Linked DNA regions of Homo sapiens: region 1 is linked to region 2. A link is a contact called in ENCODE Hi-C or POLR2A ChIA-PET data. All regions are on one chromosome and are shown on one strand. The core of a region is the stretch at or near the end of the contact, and the rest is flanking DNA. Distances in the headings are between cores, read along the strand shown. Region 1 overlaps LOC101927025 (a long non-coding RNA gene). Region 2 overlaps LOC101927025 (a long non-coding RNA gene).

Region 1 (2,700 bases), core at 177-2,676, 36 kb after region 2:
TAGGTTTGCACCCTAGACCCACCATTTACCAGCTAGTTATATTGACTTAGGCAAGTTACTTAACTTTTCTCTGTTTTGGTTTTATCATCTGCACAATGGGATTAGAAGTATATCCACCTCATAGGTCTAAGTGATTTAATATAAAAGTACAAGTGCTTCAGATCAGTGCTTGTATTTTTCGTATTTTTAGTAGAGATTTTGTATTTTTAGTAGAGATGGGGTTTCACAATGTTGGCCAGGCTGGTCTTGAACTCCTGACCTCAGTTGCTCTGCCCACCTCAGCCTCCCAAAGTGCTGGCATTACAGGTGTGAGCCACTGTGCCTGGCCGATTATAAGCATTTCTTTTTTTTTTTTTTTGAGACAGAGTCTTGCTCTGTCGCCCAGGCTGGAGTGCAATGGTGCGATCTCGGCTCACTGCAAGCTCCGCCTTCTGGGTTCACGCCATTCTCCTGCCTCAGCCTCCTGAGTAGCTGGGACTACAGGGGCCCGCCACCACATCCGGCCAATTTTTTGTATTTTTAGTAGAGACAGGGTTTCACCGTGTTAGCCAGGATGGTCTCTATCTCCCGATCGTGATCTACCCACCTTGGCCTCCCAAAGTGCTGGGATTACAGGCATGAGCCACCGCGCCCGGCCCATTATAAGCATTTCTAAACGTACATAAGGAAGATTTAAAAAGTCCTGCTATGTGCTCAAAGGGCACAGGCCGGGTGGGGAAACAAATGAGGTGAGAGATCCTGCACTCAAGCCGTGGTGTTTTTTTTTTTTTTTTTTTTATACTTTAAGTTCTAGAGTACATGTGCACAACGTGCAGGTTTGTTACATATGTATACATGTACCATGTTGGTGTGCTGCACCCATTCGCTCGTCATTTACATTAGGTATTTCTCCTAATTCTATCCCTCCCCCCTCCCCCGACCCAAGCCGTGGTTCTTAAAGCATCTGAGCTCGAAGACCAGCTTTAACACTTCCAGTCCTTGGTGGACAGTTCTATGGTCCTCACACATGACTAGTTGCAGCTAGGAGGGCCTCTGCTGGGAGTTCAATGCGCAAACTGGTCTACACCCTGTTCAATGAGCTGGGCACGTTGATGGGATGCTTAGGTACTGTGGCAATTTGAAAGTGCTATGCAAGTTCCTGAATTCTTATCCTCAATTTGTGGGCCAGTTAGAACAGGTCGCAGCAGCACTGGTCCAATGTTCCTTTAAGTAACCTTGCACTAGGGAAACTTCTAGCGAATTTGTACCCCTATAGTTTTCTTCCAGTTTCTTTCTTACACACAGACTCTTTTCTTCTAGAGGGGTTCCAAGTGACTTCGTCCCCTCCTGGGCTCAGCTGTGGCTTCTGAGCTCTCCAGCAAAGCCAGGCTCCCATTGAGAGACAAATCCAGAGCCTTGTGGACAGGTGCTTGGCAGGCACCCTGCCTGCAGGGCCACGCCCTCCTGCACAGCCATGCGTAGCCTCAGCTCCAGTTCCCTGACCTCCATGGACGCTCCGACACTCGGCAAAGAGACCAGTCAGGGGACCAGGGAAAGAGGCAGAGTGGGGAGCTTCCGGGCCCTCAGGCAAGCAGCGGCTAGGTGAGGACAGTTACCAAAATGGTAATCATAGCCAGGGGCTGGAAAACCTTTCTTGAGATGTAGCAGTCAAACCACATAGTTGTTAAATGACCATAACTATGTCTTAAATAATCAGTTCAGCTGGTCTCTATTTAACATAATAGCTGCCTATTAAACCTAGATTAAGTACAGAGTTCAACATCTCTAGGACACAGAAACCCCAAAATGACTGCCAAACCCAGAATGAAACCTCTGGCTGGAAGGAGCCGCAAATGTGTCCACCTGGCCTGGGTGTGTTCTGGTCTGGAGAATGCGGAGTCCGCATCCCACTGCCCAGCTGTCTGTGCTTGAAGAATAATATTTCCCAGGGCTGGGGCAGGGCGGGGGACAAGCTTTGGAATACATTTCAATCCTGATTATATCTCACGACTGCTTTAGTCTTGTAGACATTTCTGAACATGTCAGAAATACAGAAACACCTCCAAGAAGCACTGTGAGGCCTGTATGGCCTCGAATATACCAGATGATGGCAAATTCTGCCTCTTCTTTCTAGCCCCATTCCCCTGGCGTAGAAAGGTCCTTACCTACACTCAGGGCTGCAGTAAGAGCCCCCCACCCTTCTTCCATCCTCTATCCTGCCACTATTCACTGATTTATTCATCCATTCACTCACTTGGCCGGGCGCGGTTGCTCACGCCTGTAATCCCAGCACTTTGAGAGGCTGAGGCGGCTGGATCACGAGGTCAGGAGATCAAGACCACCCTGGCTAACATGATGAAACCACATCTCTACTAAAAAAATACAAGAAATTACCGGGCGTGGTGGCGGGCACCTGTAGTCCCAGCTACTCGGGAGGCTGAGGCAAGAGAATGGCGCGAACCCGGGAGGCAGAGCTTGCAGTGAGCCGAGATCGCGCCACTGCACTCCAGCCTGGGCAACAGAGCGAGACTCCGTCTCAAAAAAAAAAAAAACCAAAACAAAGAACATCCATTCACTCACTCATTCATTCATTCCAGAAATAATTTCTGTGTACCCACTATGTGCTGAACACTCAGGTAGCAAGACAGTGGCAGCAAAAACAGACCCCCAAGGGCTGATATTTTGGTGGGAGAGGCTGCCACTGTTCAGAGTGGTCTTTCT
Region 2 (2,700 bases), core at 146-2,645:
TTATTGGAACACAGCCATGCTCATTTGTTTACATATTGGTTGAGGCTGCTTTCGTGTTGCAACAGCAGAGTTGAGAAGTTGCAACTGAGACCGTATGGCCCGCAAGGCCTAAATATTTACTATTTGGCCCTTTATGGAAAAAGTTTGCCAATCCTGTTCTAGAGGACTGAGTTTTCAACCTGTGGCGGTGCTGGTGGTGGAACAGGTGGAATTAGCTAGAAGTCCCTGGAGCGTGGACTTCTCCAGCCCTTATTATCCTTACAAGCTAGAGCAGCTAGGGCACTTGTTGGGAGGTAATAGGAAATGGCTCCAGATTATTTAAGCAAAAGAATATTTATAGGAAGGATGTAGGGGTGTTTACAGAATCAATGGTTGGCTTAATTAATGCATTAAGTAGTGTGTGGAGTGCACACAGGGGAACACATTGCTCTCTTTTGTGTTCAGCTTGCTAGCTCAGTTGGTATCTAGAGGAGAAAACTATCAGGATGGAAGATATTTGAGTGTTACAAGAGTTGTAGGCTGGCAAAAGGTAGCGTCCAGGTTAGTTTTTATTTTATCTAGACAGATTCATTTCATTCGTAATATTCTTTTGAATTTCGGTTACTTTCTGTTTTTCATTTTTTAAAAAATACTACATTTCTTGGGGGAAGGGTTTGGTGGAAGCAGTTGAAAGGAAGGCAGTTTGATGGAAACTCAAGTGGTTTTTGATGAGTAATAATAATTATTATTATAGGTTTCCTACCTAAGCCGTCTCAGTGGGTAGTGTTTGCAAATTAAACACACTATAAAATATTCAGCCGTTTGCCACAATCTCGACTGATTTGCATAATCCCCTTGCACGCGCTCTGGGGTGAGCAATTCCCTAATTAATTATTAAATTCCCATCTGTACTCCGTGAGTGGGATAATGAAATTCCAGCAAGCCTTGAGAAAAGCCGAGCAACGCCCTCTGGAGAAGGCTCCTTGGCTTTCCCAGGCTTGGGTCCTTCTTCCAGCCAGGGGTCCCTTCCGAAATATCTCCCCGAAGGACTAATTGTAGATTTGGCTGGTGACTGAAACAGCTCCGACCTTCCTGTAACCCGGGATTCCACGGTTCTGGTCTCAGCCCCATACCACACACAGCCAGGCCACCAAGGAATCACCAGTGGCATGTCCAATATGGCTTTATAAGGACATTTCCAAACCCATCGTAGGTTTGGTTTAAGGACAGCCTCTGAGGTTCATTGCTATTCCCCTATTACCTCATTTTTGGGTGCATTTTTTTTTCCATATGGCCAAAGACCAGTTTTATTCTCTAGTCATTTGAAAGGAATTTGAAAGCCACTTTTCTTTCCTTTTTCCAATTTTTTTGATAAACCCACGACACCCTCCCTGCGGCTCTGGGAACTACAGGCCCAGAACAGTTGTAGGCAGGGCGGGTGGGTGTGGTGGGTGAAGAGGCAGAGTCGCCGTGGTGATATTGGTGTTGCTGGTGGCTGGGTAAGCGGGTAGCTGAGCATTCAAGTGCAACACAGGGCCCTGAAAAGCTGGTTTAGTCCAGGGTTTCTGGACTGAAACCTGAAAACTGAAAACTGACACTGAAGCCTGAAAAGCTGGCTTGTTCACCTGAGAAATGACATTTCTGAGACAGTTCACTGTGGGCCACTCAGGTGGCTCTTGTCTGGGGGGCGTTGTCTCTCGGTAGACTCTTTGTATTAAAAAAAATAGCTTTTGGCTGGTGTGGTGGCTCATGCCTGTAATCCCAATACTTTTGGAGGCCAAGGTGGGAGGATTGCTTGAGGCCAGGAGTTCAAGACTACCCTGGCCAACCCAGCAAGATCCCTGTCTTTGTTTTTTTATTTTAAAAACAAAACAAAACAGCTTTTACTAGTCCATGCTGTCTTTAGATACACCAAAGAGAAATGTTTGTAAAATTGCTGCTATTTGAGATTTCTTGGGGTCACGTGCTCCTCCAACTTTCCTATACAAACAAATCACCTAGCAATGTTGTTAACGTTGCATGTTCTGATTCTGTGGGTCTGGAGTGGGGCCTGAGATTCCGCATTTCTGGGAGACTCTCAGATGTTGCTATTGCTGCAGACCACACTGAGTATCAAGAAGCTGGGCGATAAGGGCATACTTGTAAACAGGGAAGAAATCAGATTTACATGCAAATGTGAAGATTCAACCTGATAAGTTCATGTGTACTTTTTAAGCTTTTTAGTGAAAGGCATGATTGGCTGGGATTAGAGCAAAGCCAGCATTAAAATTATGTTCTTATTAGGATCATTTTTCCTTTTTTTTTTTTTTGAGACAGGGTCTTGCTGTGTTGTCCAGGCTGGAGTGCGGTGGGGTGATCATGACTCACCGCAGCCTCAAACTCCTGGGCTCAAGTGATCCTCCAGTCTCAGCAGCCTAGTTGCTGGGATGACAAGCGTGGGCCACTATGCCTGGCTAATTTTTTTTTGTAGAGACGAGGTCTTGCTCTGTTGCCCAGGCTGGTCTTGAACTTCTGGCCTCAAGTGATCCTCCTGTCTTGGCCTCCCAAAATGCTGAGATTACAGGCACGAGCCACCGTGCCTAGCTGGATCTTTTTTTTTTTTTCATTTCAACTAGGCCTGTGTTAAAATTTAGAAGTGGATCTAGAATTGCCCCTGGGGTCTGAGTGTATTGTTGACCTGATGTAATTGTGAGGTGTTTTTGTTGTTGTTGTTGTTGTTTT

Evidence for each region. Hi-C counts contacts between places; a loop is a spot of excess contacts on that map. ChIA-PET counts read pairs that join two places held with the same protein, here RNA polymerase II (POLR2A). Pooled maps may share reads with other maps.
Region 1: a map of astrocyte of the cerebellum shows a loop between it and region 2 (4-fold over the local background). The contact joins two enhancer-like sites. A Hi-C loop is called at or near these places in 2 of 168 maps with a recorded cell type or tissue (astrocyte of the cerebellum and tibial artery) and 4 of 50 pooled maps. POLR2A ChIA-PET finds 5 or more read pairs at or near these places in 1 of 52 experiments (BJ).

What each region holds. Positions count from the first base shown.
Region 1 is chr15:93,156,850-93,159,549 of GRCh38, forward strand. All of the region lies in intron 4 of LOC101927025 (a long non-coding RNA gene), which reads left to right. Among named protein-coding and RNA genes, the nearest start is that of RGMA, 69 kb to the left of the region's middle. Within about 2 kb of position 1,427, at least 2 of the 41 ENCODE cell types and tissues checked have a DNase peak (open chromatin) inside an H3K27ac peak, as active enhancers do.
Region 2 is chr15:93,121,301-93,124,000 of GRCh38, forward strand. The region is part of intron 3 of LOC101927025 (a long non-coding RNA gene); the gene reads left to right. Among named protein-coding and RNA genes, the nearest start is that of RGMA, 33 kb to the left of the region's middle. Within about 2 kb of position 1,396, at least 2 of the 41 ENCODE cell types and tissues checked have a DNase peak (open chromatin) inside an H3K27ac peak, as active enhancers do.